2 separate regions of the Homo sapiens genome follow, and region 1 is linked to region 2. A link is an interaction called in ENCODE POLR2A ChIA-PET data of the cell type or tissue named here. Cell type or tissue: MCF 10A. All regions are shown on one strand. Each heading gives the region's core, and the rest is flanking DNA. Links, peaks and the distances in the headings are about the cores only.

The links. Peaks named below come from ENCODE experiments on the same cell type or tissue, not always from the same donor. Only the 100,000 strongest peaks of a DNase experiment are listed, where the experiment ranks them.
Region 1: POLR2A ChIA-PET joins it to region 2 with 6 read pairs; 7 of 35 experiments call an interaction of 5 or more read pairs at or near these places.

What each region holds. Positions count from the first base shown.
Region 1 is chr7:141,001,496-141,010,447 of GRCh38, reverse strand. MRPS33 (mitochondrial ribosomal protein S33) reads left to right here. Exons shown (of 3, transcript NM_053035.3): 2 at 1-29; 3 at 3,913-7,838. The coding sequence ends at 4,018. Among named protein-coding and RNA genes, the nearest start is that of MRPS33, 9.0 kb to the left of the region's middle. In MCF 10A, for the core only: no CTCF peak of the experiment used is centred there; no DNase peak of the experiment used is centred there.
Region 2 is chr7:140,872,127-140,881,078 of GRCh38, reverse strand. The region is part of intron 1 of BRAF (B-Raf proto-oncogene, serine/threonine kinase); the gene reads left to right. Among named protein-coding and RNA genes, the nearest start is that of BRAF, 48 kb to the left of the region's middle. In MCF 10A, for the core only: no CTCF peak of the experiment used is centred there; a DNase peak (open chromatin) is centred at 4,188.

The sequences.
Region 1 (8,952 bases), core at 579-8,578, 130 kb before region 2:
CAGACGCTCCGATTTCTTGGACTCTACAGGTGATGACAAACACAAAGAGGGACCTATGAGAGACTTTTTTTCAGTAGATCAGAAAAGGAAAAAAATTAGCCTTTCTATCCTTGTAGTTTTGTTCTTATAATAGAGCCCAGGTAGTTCAAAAGGTACAGTTGGCAGGAGAAAGTCTTCTTTCAAAATACCCATAATGGAGAGACCAAAAAAAAAAAGGAAATTCATGCTTGTTGGAAGATATATTTTAATTATGTCTACAACATGACTAATGTTGAATAGATACTGAGCTGTAGAGAGGTGTTTAATCATTTGTTAATCTAAGAGCACTCTAAAAAGGATGCCAAGAGGCCAGGCGCAGTGGCTCACGCTTGTAATCCCAGCACTTTGGGAGGCCGAGGCAGGCAGATCACGAGGTCAAGAAATCAAGACCATCCTGGCCAACTTGGTGAAACTCTGTCTCTACTAAAAATACAAAAATTAGCTGGGCATGGTGGTGCACGCCTGTAGTCCCAGCTACTCGGGAGGCTAAGGCAGGAGAATTGCTTGAATCTGGGAGGCGGAGGTTGCAGTGAGCCGAGATCGCGCCACTGCACTCCAGCCTGGCAACAGAGTGAGACTCCATCTCGAGAAAAAAAAAAAAAAAACAATGCAGAGAAAAACTGGTCCAAGTACTGAGGAAGAAAGCCTCAGAAACACCAAGGTTGCCAGGGCAGTGGGCTCTTGTTATCAGATGAACAGAGTCCCTGACCGACACCTGATCTGCTGCTTAACTGGTATGTGGGAGCCTTCTTTCTCTTCTGGTGGCATTTTTGTTGACATTTCTTCCTACTGTCTTCTGGCATTTTTATTTTGTACCCTTTTTGACATATTAATTTGGTCTAGATAAGCTGTAGTTTGCCTTTAAGGATAATACGTAAATCACACAGGTTCTTAACACCATGTGTTTGTATGTGTGTGTATGTCTAGGGAGTAGGTGCTTAGAACTGTGTGCATCTCTGAAAAAAAAAAAAAGATCAGGCCAGGCACAATGGCTCAGGCCTATAATCCCAGTGCTTTGGGAGGCCGAGGCAGACAGATCATCTGAGGTCAGGAGTTTGAGACCAGCCTGGCCAACATGGTGAAACCCCGTCTCTACTAAAAATACAAAAATTAGCTGGGCGTGGTGGCACACGCCTGTAATTCCAGCTACTTGGGAGGCTGAGGCAAGAGAATTGCTTGAACCCAGGAGATGGAGGTTGCAGTGAGTCAAGATCATGCCACTGTACTCCAGCCTGGGTGACAAAGCAAGACTCTATCTCAAAAAAAAAAAAAAATCAAATACCTGTGTGATCTTTCTCATTAAATTATTTTTTTGGCCAGGTATGATAGCTCACAGCTGTAATCCCAGCGCTTTGAGAGGCCAAGGCGGGCAGACCACTTGAGGTCAGGAATTCAAGACCAGCCTGGCCAACATGGTGAAACCCCGTCTCTACTAAAAATACAAAAATTAGCTGGGTGTGGTAGCACATGCCTGTAATCCCAGCTACTTGGGAGGCTGAGGCAGGAGAATCGCTTGAACTCAGGAGGAAGAGGTTACAGTGAGCCGAGATCGTGCCACTGCACTCCAGCAACAGAGCGAGATTCGGTCTCAAAAAAAAAAAAAAAAATTATTTTTTTAATTACCAAACTAATACATGCCCATTACAAAAGAATTCAAATAGTACATAATTGTATAAAGTTAAAATACCTACCATCTTTTTAAAAATTTAACAAGTTGTAATTGGAGTTGTCTTTGGGCAACAATACTAAAATTATTGGGAACCATTTATTCTAATACAATAGAATTAATAGTACAGCACAACATTCATTGCAGATCACTAAAGATTGGTACATTCACTATCCAGTGGATATTTCTTACGTACCTTCCACGTGCAGGCACTTAAGATGGCACTAGGGGAACAGCAGTGAACATAATAGATGTGCTTGGTTAACATTAGAGGTTACAATCTATGACATGTTTTGAATGTTTGGAATTGCTTTGGGACTACCTCTCTTGCCATTAGTCTGGGCTCAGAAAATAAAAACTAATTTTATTATAACCCAAAATAAAATATTGGGAGGCAGATATCCTGAGGAGAAGATTATAACCCATGAAAAAATCACATTCAGTTATTTTAATTGATCTTTTTGCTGCTGCTGTCTGTTTGTTTGAAAAATAAAGACTTAACTATCTTTGGGGACAGGGAAAAATAGTTATCCATAGAAAAACAAGATTATTTTCACGTAGTCACTAGGTATGGTAAATGATACCTCTAATGCTAGGCCTCCTGTGGCATCAGGCAGGATGAAACTAGACAGTCTCCAATAAAGAAAATATTATTCAGAGATCTGCAAAAGAGGGAGGGAAGCACCAGTTCTCAGAAACAATTGATTCATTCAGTTAACCAGGTACCTAGCTTGTATCATCAACAGAGACAGAGTCGCCAGAAAGCTTTCTTTCTGTCCAACGGTTGATGAGAATGAAGGAGGGACAGAAGAGGGGGAAAAAAAATAAGTAAATTATAGGATCTGTTACAAAGTTGAACATGCTGTGGAAAAAAATAGTAGAGCCGGCTGAGCAGGATCCAGAGTGCTGACGGGGCCTGCAGTAGGTGGGGAGAGGCTAGATTACAGGATGAAACAGGACAGTCAGGGTCAGCCTCGTTGAGGAGTTGAGGTTTAAGCAGAGGCTTGAAGGTGGTGAGTGAGCCAAGTAGGACTTGGGGAAGAGTTTGCAAGGCAGAGGGGCAAGAGCACAGCAAAGGCCTTGAGGTGGGAGTGTTCCTTTCCAGGAGGCGTGCAGGTACCGGGAGGGTGTGGGACTGGAGACGGATTGCAAGGGGCTGTGAAGCCATAGTAAGGACAATGGCATTTGCTCTGGTTGAAATGGGGAACTATTTGCAGGGCTATGAACAGGAGTAGCATGATCTGACATATATTTTAGAAGAATTATACCAGCTGCACTGTTGAGAATTATTTGGGGACACTCACCACTAATCCCAAAGAGTTGTATACTGTCCATGATGTTCATGGATAGCCTAGAGAGTTAAAACTTAAGCTCAGCACACCCCTCTCTTACATTTGATTCATACACTGTTATTATCCATACTTTACAGGTTAGGAAACTAAGGTGCAGGGAGGTAAGGCCACTTATCCAAGGTGACAGATCTAGTAAATGGTGGAGCCGTGATTTGAACCCAGGTTCACATGGAATCCAGAGCTTACATGTTTAAACACCATACCAATCTTTAGGTATCTGGGCTTAAGATGTGGACTTTTTTTTATAATATAAGCAATCATCAACTTCTGTGCCATCCACATACTTACGTAGTCCTGGCTGCTTTGATTCCTTTAGTATCTGTCTTTTGATTTGGCTTCCTTCTGCCTGAGCCTTTCCCCAGCAGCCTTTTTGTGTGAGTTACCTGCTGCCACTAAGGTTTCACCATGTTGGCCAGGCTGAGCTTCCTCCAGACCTCACCCCATTCTGAGTAGATGCTAGTTCCTAGGGCAGTCAGGGTCTCTGTGTAGCTATTGAAGCAGATTCCCACTTTGTCTCCTCTCTGTTTAGTCTTAGTGTTGCAGGGAAATTTGGGGTAATCATTAGTATTGTGTCATTGTTATGTAGGTTTATGTAGGCTGGCCTGGGAATTTCCCTGCAGCTTGTGGCAGTGTTTCTGTGAGGGGAAACGGACTTACAAGTGAACTTTTGGAATACACCGCATCTCTGTGTTAGGGACTCCCTATACTTTTTGTTCACCAAGCTGAGCATGTGGCTAACTTGTAAAAGTCAAAGATCGATAACCAGAATGACCTAAGAGAGCAGTGCGTGCTAGATTAGTGTACTTTTCTACTCGTAAAAATAACTGGTTAATTATTTTTTCCTTCTTCATTCAGAGATGAGCATCAGGATTTTATGGATGAGCAAAAACGACTAAAGAAGCTTCGTGGAAAGGAGAAACCAAAGAAAGGAGAAGGGAAAAGAGCAGCAAAAAGGAAATAGTGTTGGTCCCTCAAGAGGGAGACTTTCTTCCTCAGTGGCGGAGAGAAGAAAGTGCATTTATTGTCTTTCCACCTATTGGAGGAATGTCATCTTCCTAAATGAAGTTTATTTGGAGGAACACAGTCATCTCCTTGGTGAAATCTAATCCGGTTACATTGTGGCTGGTTTCTTGAACACATTCTAACTGTGCAAAATTATCTTGGCCTTGGCCGTGTAATGTGAGGTTTACCTGATTCTCTAATGAAATAAATACCTAAGTTATTGTTTGATGATTTGTTTGGGGTGGGATGGGATGCTGGGGGAATGGAGGGGAAACCTCATTAAGTGAGCATCCTATAGTGTCCTCATTTCTCCCTTCTTGCTTACTGACTCACCCAGCCCTAAACTTCTTTCATCTTGGGCCTTTCAGCCACTGTCTCCACCACCAAGCTCACAAACTTTGTGTGTGTCTTCACCTACTCCTTTGAGAAATCTATTAAGATGAATTTGTAGAGTAAGTATCTTTTAAAAGGAAGTATTGAATACCTGCTCTGTACAAGATATTGGGGCCCTGGTAATACACGTGGTTAGCAAGAGAAATACTCCCTACCTCATGTAAGTTTCAGTCTTGTGGGAGGGACTAATATTACATAATTACATACAATTGTATTACATGCTACAAAGGAAAAAGCCAGACTTCTATAAGAGCATGGATGGATGGATGAATGCAGAGAGAGATAGCCAGAAGCCCAAATCACATTAGGGAGTTTAAAGAAAGCTTCCCTAAAGAAATGATATTTAAGCCAGGCGCTGTTGCTCACACCTGTAATCCCACCACTTTGGGAGGCCGAGGTGGGTGGATCACAAGGTCAAGAGATCGAGACCATTTTGGCCAACATGGTGAAACCCCACCTACTAAAAATGCAAAAATTAGCTGGGCGTCGTGGCATGCACCTGTAGTCTCAGCTACTCGGGATGCTGAGGCAGGAGAATCGCTTGAACCCGGGAGGCAAAGGTTGCAGTGAGTTGAGATCACGCCACTGCACTCCAGCCTGGCAACAGAGCAAGACTACATCTCAAAAAAAAAATGATATTTAAGCTGAACCTTGAAGAATAAATAAGAGGTTGCCAAAAGGAAAATGGTGAGAAAGGGGTTTGAGGCAGAGAGTACTATTTGCAAAGCCCTAAGGTATGAAGAAATTGTCTGTTCAAGAAACACTGAGTTTGTTCATGGTTGGCTGTAAGAAAACAGAGGCCAGATCATGAAGGGCTTTGGAAATTCTGTGGAAAAGCTTGAACATAACTAGAAGTTCTATGAGGGATGACTGTTGTATAGATTTGAGTAGCTCGCTGCTGGTTTTATTGTATTCCAGCAATGAGTTTCCAAAGAAATTGTGAAGGCTTGGCCGGGCACAGTGGCTCACGCCTGTAATCCCAGCACTTTGGGAGGTCGAGGCGGGTGGATCACGAGGTCAGGGGATCGAGACCATCCTGGCTAACATGGTGAAACCCCGTCTCTACTAAAAAATGCAAAAAAGTTAGCCGGGCGTGGTGGTGGGTGCCTGTAGTCCCAGCTACTTGGGAGGCTGAGGCAGGAGAATGGCAGGGAGGCGGAGCTTGCAGTAAGCTGAGATGGTGCCACTGCACTCCAGCCTGGGCAACAAAGCGAGACTCTGTCTCAAAAAAAAAATTGTGAAGGCTTCTCTGATTTTTTTTTCCAACAGTTGTTCTGAATCTTTAGCATGTCCAGTAATTTTTTAATAACTTTTTATTATTGTAGTAAAAACATAAAATTAATGATCTTAACCATATTTAAGTGTACAATAGTGTCAATATTCAAACATATTATTCAAAAAATAATCAAAATATAAAAGCATTTTAGTGCGATAGTATTTATTGGAGTATGTATAGCAGCTACTCCAGCCACAGTTTTCTTTCTCTGTAACACTCAATGATTCCTGAAGTAGAAAGATTCCCAGTACATATGTTTAAATGAATGCTATTTTTAAAGATACCTAATCCAGATGGTATGGCTAGGGCCTATTTTATAGCCTGTTTAAAAAAATAAAATAAAATAAAATTGGGTGGTTTGTATGTGGTAGAAGTGAATTCCAGCAAAAGGAGAATTCATTCATTTAGACCTTTTTTTTTGTTTGAGACGGAGTCTCACTCTCACCAGCTGGAGTGCAGTGGCGCAATCTCAGCTCACTGCAAGCTCCACCTCCCGGGTTCACGCCATTCTCCTGCCTCAGCCTCCCAAGTAGCTGGGACTACAGGCGCCCACCACCACGCCCGGCTAATATTTTGTATTTTTAGTAGAGAAGGTGTCTCACTGTGTTAGCCAGGATGGTCTCAACCTCTTGACCTCCTGATCCACCCACCTCAGACTCCCAAAGTGCTGGAATTACAGGCATGAGCCACCACACCCAGCCCATTTAGAACTTTTTACTGAGCACCTGCCATGTGCTCGACACGTGATAGTTGTAGAGGATACAGAGACAAATAGACTTAGTCCCTAAGACTGTGTGAATGAGCATGTGTGTATTACAAAGTATTGGCAAGATCTCAGAAACGTGCTTAGAAAAGTGCAGATGCACTGTTATTCTTGGCCAATGCAGCTGAGCCAGGTGTAGGTGGATGACTACCCCAGGATGTTGAGCTGAGAAACAGGATCTCAGCCTGAACCCAATGTAGCTCAGCAGATGTTTGAATTATGTGATCTCCAGCTTTTGGGAAAGATCTGAATGTAAGAGGAACTTAAGAGAATTAGCATGATATTTTAAAGAGAATAACTGCATTACATTCTAACAGCAGACCTGAGTCGGAAAACAAGTAAAGAATCGATGTATTGGTTTGCCGATGGAAGAGCTTCAGTGAGATCTCAGACCCTGACCCTGCAGTGAGCCTTGGCAATGATTGACAGGGAAGTTTGTAGATAACGCAGAAGTAGATTAGTGTGCCACTGCTCCAGGCTGAAAATCAGAAATGAAAGCTAAAATACATTTGTACATAAGCTATACCTTCAATTGATAGAGCAAGCTGTGTGACTCAAAACAGCCTGTACAGAAGTACGATGGACCAGCTGGAAGGTATCAATAGAAGATAAGGAAAAGTTAACTCTTGACACCAGGGAAGTCAACAAATTTCAGGACAACAGTGACCAATGGTTAAGATGGTGACTAAGTGTAATCAGAAAAAAATCTTTAACTCCAAGTTTAGACTAGCCAGTTTGTTTAATTGGATTTCTCTGGTCAAAACCTAAACTATTGGTGCTTTCTAACCTGTGGGGATCAGTGTGCATAGACCATTTTGCCCTCGATTTCAGCATAACATAGTAAAAAGACTGGGTTTTAGATTCAAAAGTCATGGGTTTGTGATACAGTGTACTTACTGATTATGTGACGTCAGTTACTTCTCTGAACCTCTTTCCTTCTCTATAAAATCATAATGCTTCACTGGATTAATGAAATAAGATATTTGTGAAAAGAACTCTGTAAATTATAAAAAGTTAAAAACTTTTACATATAGCACATTATGTGACTAGTAAGTACTGCTGTGTCTTACTAGCGCAATTTTCTGTGGCAGCATTGACACGTATCTCCTAAAAATATAAAGTTCCCCACGTTTACAAGCAGCATGATAGGTTCAGGAAGAGGAGGTAGATGAGAGGTAACATCTTATTATTTATGTAATTATGGGCTCCATAAGTTTATTTTTTAAGCACCATATATGTGTGTGTTTCAAAATAAACATAAGGCATCATATATTTAAACATATATAACCATAATGCTTGTATTTATAAATCATTTTCCAAGAAAGAATAAATCAAAATTTGAAATTCTGCCTGCTTCACCCCGTCTCTCTTTATTCACACATTTCTCCCAAAGATCCTATGTGCCTAATTTTAGAGATTTAGAGCAGGGAACAAACTTCAGGAGCAATAAATAGGGGGAAACATCTGTTATCCTGCCAACCCTGTCTTCATGGCTTTCGTTAAGTACTCAAGAAAGGTTCAGAAGAAAGCATTTCTTAAAAAAAAAAAAAAAAAAAAGAGAGAAAGAAGCAGCAAAACAAACAGTATTACATTCAAGGATACTTAGATAAAACAGAGAGACTGTCCAGCCCTGGATACTAAGATAACTGGATAAACAGTAAAACTTTTATGCTGAACTTAAAACAGTGAAATGTTTTTTAAATGCCATAAAGGCAACAAAATGGAGAGAAGGGTTATAAAACTAGCCAGATGCAATTTTGTAACTTAATTGGAGATGTGGCAATATTACAGATTCACATTAAAGTAGAAAGTAGAGTTAAACCAAGGTAGATTCTAAGACCTTTTCCATTCTACTTAAGGAAATATGTGTTTTCTGAAAGGATGGATTCATTTATGGAGAATGTTCTGTGTCCCTGTTGCAGAAGACCGAGCTCCACCTAGCCTTGTCTCAGTAAGACAATCTAAATTGGGCTCAGTGCAGAATCATTTTCCCGATAGAGCCACAAACAATTGGCCTGTTGAGTTTAGAATAAAAACTATTCTAAACAGAAATTGAAAGACTAAGGATACAGATTAATCTAAAAAGAGCTCCAGTCTGAGAATATCTGTGAGAAATGGCCAGTGGGTTAAGCACCAAACTAGTAACAAGTTAATATTTAAAAAGAGGGTTAGAGATAAAAGAGGTCAATGTTTGCATCATCAGGAATGACTTCCCAAGCAGGACAGCAATAAATACAGATAAGGCCAGCATTTCTGGAGTGTTTAATACATTGTGCTTTGCAGGCTATATCTTATTTGACGCCCCCCCATATGATAAACATCCCCATTTTGCAGATAAGGAGACCAATGCTCAAGATCACACAGCTATAAATGTCTAGACTGAAGTTTTAAATTCAAACTGCTGACTCTAAAACATGTACCTTCTTTTTTTTCTATTCTCCATCCCTGGTAGGTGACAAAC
Region 2 (8,952 bases), core at 605-8,604:
GATCCCTTCCAACATATTACTAATCGTTGATAATATACCTGATCACCCAAGAGCTCTGATGATGTACAAGGAAGATTAATGTTCTCTTCTGTTTTCTATGTGTGTGTGCTTTTTTTGTTTTGAGACAGGGTCTCATTCTTGCCCAGGCTGGTGTGATCATAGCTCTCTGCAGCCTTGAACCCCTGAGCTCAAGCAATCCTCCTGCCTCAGCTGCCTGAGTAGGTGGGACTACAGGCATGCACCACCATGCCCAGCTAATTTTTTTTTTTTTTTTAATAGAGACAGGGTCTATGTTTCCCAGGCTAGTCTCACAAACTCCTGGTCTCAAGTGATCCTCTTGCCTCAGTAATGTTTTTCTTAACCACTAACGCAGCATTCATTCTGCAGCCCATGGATCAAGGAGTAATTTTGACTTTCAATTCTTCTTATTTAAGAAGTATCTTTTATTAGGCTATAGCTGCCATAGATATTCCTATGATGGATCTGGGCAACATTAATTGAAAACCTTCTGCAAATTATTCACCTTTCTAGATGCCATTAAGAATGTTTGTGATTCATGAGAGGAGGTCAAAATAGCACCATTAACAGGAGTTTGGAAGAAGTTCATTCTAATGCTTGTGGATGACTTTGAGGGGTCAAAACTTCAATGGAGGAAGGAATTGCGGGTGTGGTAGAAATAGCAAAATAACTAGAATTAGAAGTGGATCCTGAAGATGTGACCGAATTGCTACAATGTCATGGTAAAACTTGAAGAAATGAGAAGTTGCTTCTTATAGATGAGCAAAGAAAGTGATTTTTTGAGATGGGGTTTACTCCTGCTGAAGATGCTGTGAACACTGATAAAATGACAGCAAAAGATTTAGAATTTTACATAAAATTAGTTGATGAAGCACTGGCAGATTTGAGAGGACTGACTCCAAGTTTGAAAGTAGTTCTACTGTGGTTCAGATGCTATCAGACCATATTGCCTGGTTCAGAGAAATCTTTTGTGAAAAAAAGTCAGTCGGCACAGCAGACTTCATTGTTGTCTTGTTTTAAGAAATTGCCGGCCGGGCACGGTAGCTTACACCTGTAATCTCAGCACTTTGGGAGACCAAGGCAGGCAGATCACCTGAGGTCAGGAGATCAAGACCAGCCTGGACAACATGGTGAAACCCCATCTCTACTAAAAATACAAAACTTAGCAAGTCGTGGTGGCACGCACCTGTAATCCCAGCTACTTGGGAGGCTGAGGCAGGAGAATTGCTTGAACCCAGGAGGCAGAGGTTGCAGTGAGCCAAAATCACGCCACTGTACTCCCACCCTGGGCGACAGAGCAAGACTCCATCTTAAAAAAAAAAAAAAGAAAGAAATTGCCACAGTCACCCTAACCTTTAGCAACCACTGACTTGATCCGGCAGCAGCCATCAACACTGAGGCAAGACCCACCAACACAAAAATGATGACTCCTTGAAGGCCCAGGTAATTGTTAGTGGTTTTTAACACTATTTTAAAATTAAGATATGTGCTTTTTTTTTTTTTTTTTTTTAGAATAATGCTATTGGACATTACTAGACTACATTATAGCTACACTTTTTTGTTGTTAATTTAAAAATTGTGGGCCGGGCTCAGTGGCTCACGTCTGTAATCCCAGCACTTTGGGAGGCTGAGGCAGGCAGATCACAAGGTCAAGAGATCGAAACCATCCTGGCCAACATGGTGAAACCCCATCTCTACTAAGAATACAAAAATTAGCTGGGCGTGGTGGTGCACGCCTGTAGTCTCAGCTACTCGGGAGGCTGAGGCAGGAGACTCTTTTGAACCCGGGAGGCAGAGGTTGCAGTGAGCAGAGATCCCGCCATTGTACTCCAGCCTGGCAACAGAGCAAAACCCTATCTCAAAAATAAAATAAAATAAATTATGGCCAGGCGTGGTGGCTCATGCTTGTAATCCTGGCTCTTTGGGAGGCCAAGGCAGGTGGATCACTTGAAGTCAGGAGTTCGAGACTAGCCTGACCAACATGGTGAAACCACGTCTCTACTAAAAATACAAAAAAAATTAGCTGGGCATGGTGGTGCATGCCTGTAATCCCAACTGCTTGGGAGGCTAAGGCAGGAGAATCGCTTAAACCTGGGAGGTGGAGGTTGCAGTGAGCTGAGATTTGCGCCACTGCACTCCAGCCTGGGTGACAGAGCAAGACTCCGTCTCAAAGGAAAAAAAAATGGATACATAATGATTATATATATTTCTGGGGTACGTGTGATATTTTGATATAGGTATACAGTGCGCAATGCTGAAGTCAAGGTGATTGGGATACCCATCACCTTAAACATTTATCTTTGTGCTGGAAACATTACAGTTCTCTTCTAGCTATTTTGAAATATATGATAAATTGTTAACTGTAATTTCCCTACTATACTGTGAAATACTAGAACTTACTGTTTCTGTCCAGTTGTATGTTTGTATCCATTAACCAACTTCCCTTTATCCCTTTCTCCCTCCTTTTCTTCCCAGACTCTGATAACCACTACTCTACTGTCTACCTCCATGAGATCCTTTATGTATTCTGGATATAGATCCTAATTAAATTCATGACTTGCAGCTATTTTCTTGCATTCTGTAGGTTTTTTTCACTTTCTTGAGAATATTCATTGCACAAAAGGTTTTAATTTTGTTGAAGAATGATTTGTCAGTTTTTTTTTGTTGCTCGTACTTTTGGTGTCATATCTAAGAATCCATTGCTAAATCCAAGGTCATTAAGATTTACCCCTATGTTTTCTTCTGAGAGTTTTATTATTTTAGCTCCTATATCATTTATTCATTTTGAGGGTTTTTAAAATATGGTGTGAGGTAGGGGTGGACATTTATTGCTATAAATTGTCCTTTGAGCATTGCTTTTGCTGTATGCCATCAGTTTTGGTATGTGTGTTTTTTTTGTTTTCATTTGTCTAAAAGTATTTTCTAATTTTTCTTGTGATTTCTTTTTTTGACCTTGTATCTATATTCAAGAGGGATATTGGTGTATAATTTTCTTTTTTGTACAGTCTTTTGTATTAGTGTAAAGGTGATGCTGGAATCATAAAGTGAGTTGGAAATTACTTACTCCTTTTCTGTTTCATGGAAGGTATTTTGTAGAGGTGGTCTTATGTCTTCTTTAAATACCTGATAGAATTTGCTACTAGAGATTTATTTTTAGAAAGGTTTTTAACTATGAGTTTAATTTCCTTAATAGTTACAAGAGTGTTCAGATTATCTGTTTTATCTTGTGAATATAAAAGATATCTTCAGATATCTTTTATCCTGTGAGAGTTTTGTTTTTCTTTGGTTTTTGAGGAATTGGTTCATTTTTTTCTAACATTTTGAATTTATGTAGAGTTTTTCATAGTATTCTTATTAACCTTTAAATGTCTGTGTGTAGGGGAGTCTGTAGTTCATTGTTTTTTTATTACTGATATTGTTAATTTGTGTCTTCCCTTTTTGTCAGTCTTGCTAGAGATTTGTAAATTGTATTGGTCTTTTCAACAAACAAGCTTTTGTTTTCAACATTTTTTTCTGTTTTCAATCTCATGGATTTCTGCTTTTTATTATTTTTGTGTTGCTTTCTTTAGGTTTATTTAGTTCTTCAAGTTTCTTAAGATAGATTTGCAACTGTTTTTCTTTGCTGATATAATAGTATCAGTTTAAGAGCAGGGCTTGGTGGCACATGCCTGTAATTCCAGCTATTTGGGAGGCTGAGGTGGTAGCATCACTTGAGCCTAGGAGTTTGAAACTAGATTGCGCAACATGCAAGACCCACCCCCCCCCCCATCTCTTAAAAAAACTAAAAAAAAAATAATGGCACAAGCTTAATGATATTAATTCACTGTAGCACTACTGTATTTGCATCCCACAGATTTAGTATGCTGTATTTTCATTCAGTTGAATATTGAACTAGCCTTGTGGTCCTGGGATTAACCTTATTGTCATGTTTATTATGCCTTTTACAATTGCTGGATTCTGTATGCTAATATTTTACTAATGATTATGAGGAATATTAGTATGTAATTTGGGGCTTCCATTTGACTCAAAGATTATTTAGAAATGTGCTGTTTAATTTCCAGGTGTTTGGAGATTTTCCTATTAACTTTCTATTTCTAGTTTAATTCTATTATGGTCAGAGAACAAACGTTTGTGGTTTTTTTTTAAGCTTGTGAAAGTTTGTCTTATGACTCAGAATATGGTCTGTTTTGGTGAGTGTTCCATGTGCATTTGACAAGAACATGTATTCAGCTGTTAAGTAGAATGTTATATAAATATCAATCAGATCAGGTGGATTGATGATGTTCATTTCTTCCATATTCTTACTGATTTTCTGTCTACTAGTTCTATTACTGAAAGGAGTGCTGAAGTCATCAAATATAATTAAGAATTTGTTTTCCTATTTGTAATGTTCTGTAAGTTTTTACTTCATGTTCTTTGAAGCTCCATTATTAGGTGCATATATATTAGTTATGCTTTCTATTATGAAAATTATATTTGAAGTGAATTACTCGTAGACTACATATAGTTGGGTCATTTTAAAAATTCATTCTAACAATCTTGTCTTTTAATTTGTATCTATAGACTATTCACATTTAATGTAATTTTGGCATGTTTAGATTTAGGTTTACCAGTTTAGTAATTTGTTTTCTGTTAGCTGCTTCTGTTTTCCATTACTCTGTCTTTCCTGCATTCTTTTAGATTGTTTGAACAACTTTTAGCCATTCTGTTTTAATTTACCTGTTGTGGCTTAAAAATTCTTAACTCTCCATATAGTTTTAGTGATCACTCCAGAGATTACATTATAAAAACTTAACATTTTCACCACCTGCTTTAAAATAAATTCATTTCTTTAAATGGATTATGGTCCACTTAAAGAAATGTTAAAACTACGTAGGTCTCTTTATCTTCTCTCCACCTTTTCTCTTATTGTTGGCTGTATGTTACGTTTCTATTAATTGAAAGCTTCATTGGGCAATGCTATTGTTTTTACTTTCAACCATTAAACATATTTAAGGAAACTAAGAGGAGAGGGTTAATGTATTTTTGTCTGCATGTTTACCATTTTGCTTACTCCTCAACCTACTCTTCCAGGTTTCCTTCCGGTATTATTTCCCTTCTGTGTGAGGAATTTCTTTTAGCAATTCTTTTAGAACAGGTCTGCTGGTAGCAAATTCTCTTAGTTCCCATTTATCTGAAAATATCTTTGTTTTATGATTGCTCTGAAAGATACTTTAACTGGATATAGAATTCTACCTTTGATAGTTTTTTTCTCTTTCAGCACTTTAAAATGTGTAACTTCCTTCTGGCCTTCATGGTTTCTGCTGAGAAACCTGTTGTCATTTGAAGTGGTGTTCCCCTATATTTTATGGATTGTTTTTCTCTGTTTTCAAGATAATTTTTAGGCTGGGCGCAGTGGCTCCCACCTGTAATCCCAGCACTTTGGAAGGCCGAGGCGGGTGGATCACCGGAGGTCGGGAGTTCGAGACCAGCCTGGCCAACATAGTGAAACCCTGTCTGTACTAAAAGTACAAAAAACTTAGCCAGGCGTGTTCGCGGGCACCTATAATCCCAGCTTCTAGGAAGGCTGAGGCAGGAAAATCGCTTGAGCCCGGGAGGCGGAGGTTGCATTGAGCTGAGATCACGCCATTGTACTCCAGCCTGGGCGACAGAGCAAGATGCTATCTCAAAAAATAATAGTAATTTTTTGTGTTTCATTTTCAACACTTTATGATGTGTGAGAGTGTGGAATTCTACGTATTTATCCATTTTTGGATTCACCGACCTTTTTGAATCTGTAGTTTTATGTCATTTGTCAGATTTGGGAAGGCTTTTGACATTATTTCTTCAGATATTTTTAATCATCCTATTCTTTGCTTTTAGAAGTTCACTGACACAGATGTTAGATCTTTTTGTTACTGTCCCATAGATCCCTGATGTATTACTCTATTCTTGAATTGCTATAAAGAAATGCCTGAGACTAGGTAATTTATAAAGAACAGAGATTCAGTTGGCTCATGGTTCTGCGGACTGTACGGGAAACATAGCAGATTCTGCTTCTGGGGAGGCCTCAGGAAACTTAAAATCATGGTGAAAGGTGTAAAGGGGAAGCAGGCATATCTCTCATGGCTGGAGCAGAAGCAAGAGATGGGGAGGGTGCCACATACTTTTAAATGACCAGATCTCATAAAAACTCACTATCACAATGACAGCACTAAGGGGGATGGTGTTAAGCCATGGGAAACCGCTTCCATGATCCAATTTTCTCCCATCAGGCCCCACCTCCAACATTGGGGATTACATTTGAACATGAGATTTGGGTGGGGACATAGATTCAAACCATATCACCTGGATTCTGTTCATTTTATTTTAATCCCCACAGCTACATCAATTGGAGACCTGGTTCTCTCCCTGCTCTCAGAATGTTGGCTCTTTTGAAGATCCTATTGTTGCCGCTGCCACCATGGGGTTACGTGAGAAAAGTGAGGGGAAAAAACTGAGACACTATCTTTGAATGTTATTTCTTTGCCTTTTTTTTTTTTTTTTTTTACTTTTTTTCTTTTAAAAAGTAAACTTTTTTTAGGCCAGTCGCGGTGGCTCACGCCTGTAATCCCAGCACTTTGGGAGGCCAAGGCGGGCAGATCACAAGGTCAGGAGATCGAGGCCATCCTGGCCAACGTGATGAAACCCCGTCTCTACTGAAAATACAAAAATTAGCTGGACATGGTGGCGCGTGCCTGTAATCCCAGCTACCCGGGAGGCTGAGGCAGGAGAATTGCTTGAATCAGGGAGTTGGAGGTTGCAGTGAGTTGAGGTCGCGCCACTGCACTCCAGTCTGGCGACAGTGAGACTCCATTTCAAAAAAAAAAAAAAAAAAGTATGTAAAATGTAAACTCACTGATGGTTTCATGATGATTCAGATCCTTGTCCTCTATCCCAATCGTCTACTGCTATTTACTTCCAGTGTTGTCGATTAGCTGCTCTATGTGTTCTGTCCAAGTTTTATAGTTGGACTAAATCTTTGAAGTGTGTTCCCACCACCCCCGTAATGTGTGACTACTAATATTTCTGCTCAATTTGTTCTTTTTCCCCTCCTTGTTTTTATTTTTATTCTTGGCTTCCTAGGGGTTGCTCCTGTCTTTCCATAGCTTAATGTCAAGCTAAAGATTTGTCAGAGGTTTTGTTCAAATATTTCAAGGCCAGTAAGGTTTCTATTCTTTCTTTGTGTGTCTATCTGTGTATCAGGGAGTATATTCAAACTTCAGGCCACCATGTTGCCTGACCTGGCTTTTGCTTTCCTCCGGGCTCCTCTGTGTCTCCTGTGTGCATGAACATGCAGAGGCTCAGTCAGTCAAGGATGTGTGGAGGTGTGGGCCCTGTCCAGACCCTGTAGCACGTGCTTGCAGTGTCCGTTCAACTAGTGGAGTGTGGAAAGTGTATTAAGCCCCCAACTTGCAGTGGAGGTTATCACTTAAATTCACAGCACTCCAAATCAATTGTCAACACCCTCACACACACACAGTCTCTAGCTGAACACATGCCAACAGAGGGAGAGATTGGTCAGTCATCTGAAGAAGGGATGGCAGCAGCCTCAAGCAAAAATGCCACAGATGGCTGGGCATGGTGGCTCACGCCTCTTATTTCAGCACTTTGGGAGGCCGAGGCAGATGGATCACCTGAGGTCTGGAGTTCAAGACCAGCCTGGCCAACATGGTGAAACCCTGTCTGTACTAAAGATACAAAAATAGCTAGGCATGGTGGTGCATGCCTGTAATTCCAGCTACCTGGAAGGCTAGGACAGGAGAATCGCTTGAATCTGGGAGGCAGAGGTTGCAGTGAGCCGAGATCGTGCCATTGCACTCCAGCCTGGGCGACGAGCAGAACTCTGTCTCAAAAAAAAAAAAAAAAAAAAAAAGCCACAGACTGTGATGTTCTTACTCAGGTTCAGCCTTTAGCTGAAGTCCAGAGCACTGAAATGGTTGTTTTGACGGTTTTGTCCAGCTTTATAGTTGCTTTTGGGGGAGAGGATTTATCAATGTACTCATTTCATCATGCCAGAAGTAGTAGTATTGATATGATTTTTTATATATATCTTAGAATTTTGAAGATACTGTTTTCTTATTTTCTAGCATACAACAATCTGATTCTTGTTTTTTATTCCTTAGAATTTTATTGGTACTTTCTTATTTCCTTTTGAGTTTAACTTAGCAGGATTTGTTTAATTTTGTATCCCTCCAAGCACCCAGGCTGGAGTGCAGTGGTACAATCATGGCTCACCACAGCCTCCACCTCATGGGCTCAAGTGATTCTTCCTCTTTGGCCTCCTGAATAGCTGGAACTACAGACACATGCCACCATACCTGGCTAATTTTTATTTTTTTTTATTTTTGGTAGAGATGAGGTCTCGCTATGTTGCCCAGGTTGGTCTCAAGCTCCTGAGCTCAAGCAGTCCTCCCACCTCAACCTCCCAAAGTGCTGGGCTTACAGGCATAAGCCACCATGCCCAGCTCTTATTCTTTCTTTGTTAAAAAAGGAACTTTGGTTCTGAAGACTCTTATTTGCCTTTTGGCTCAAGGAGAAATTCTTAAATTTTCTTTGTTATTTCTTCTTCTTATTTTAATTCTCATAAAATTTCTCTTAGATGTATGTAGGATAATTTAATCTGTATTCTGGGATATTAACTTTACTCTCATAATTTAAGCTTTCATTTTACTTCATATTTTTTTTTTAACTTTTTGTTAAAGTACCATGGACTTTAGCTTTGTCCATTTTGCTAGTTAACTCCTTTTTTAGGTTTATTTCAACAGACATTTTAAATTTCAAGCTTGTTCTGTGCAATTTATTTATTTATTTATTTATTTATTTTGAGATGGAGTTTCACTCTTGTTGCCCAGGCTGGAGTGCAATGGTGCGATCTCGGCTCACTGCAGCCTCCACCTTCCAGATTCAAATGAT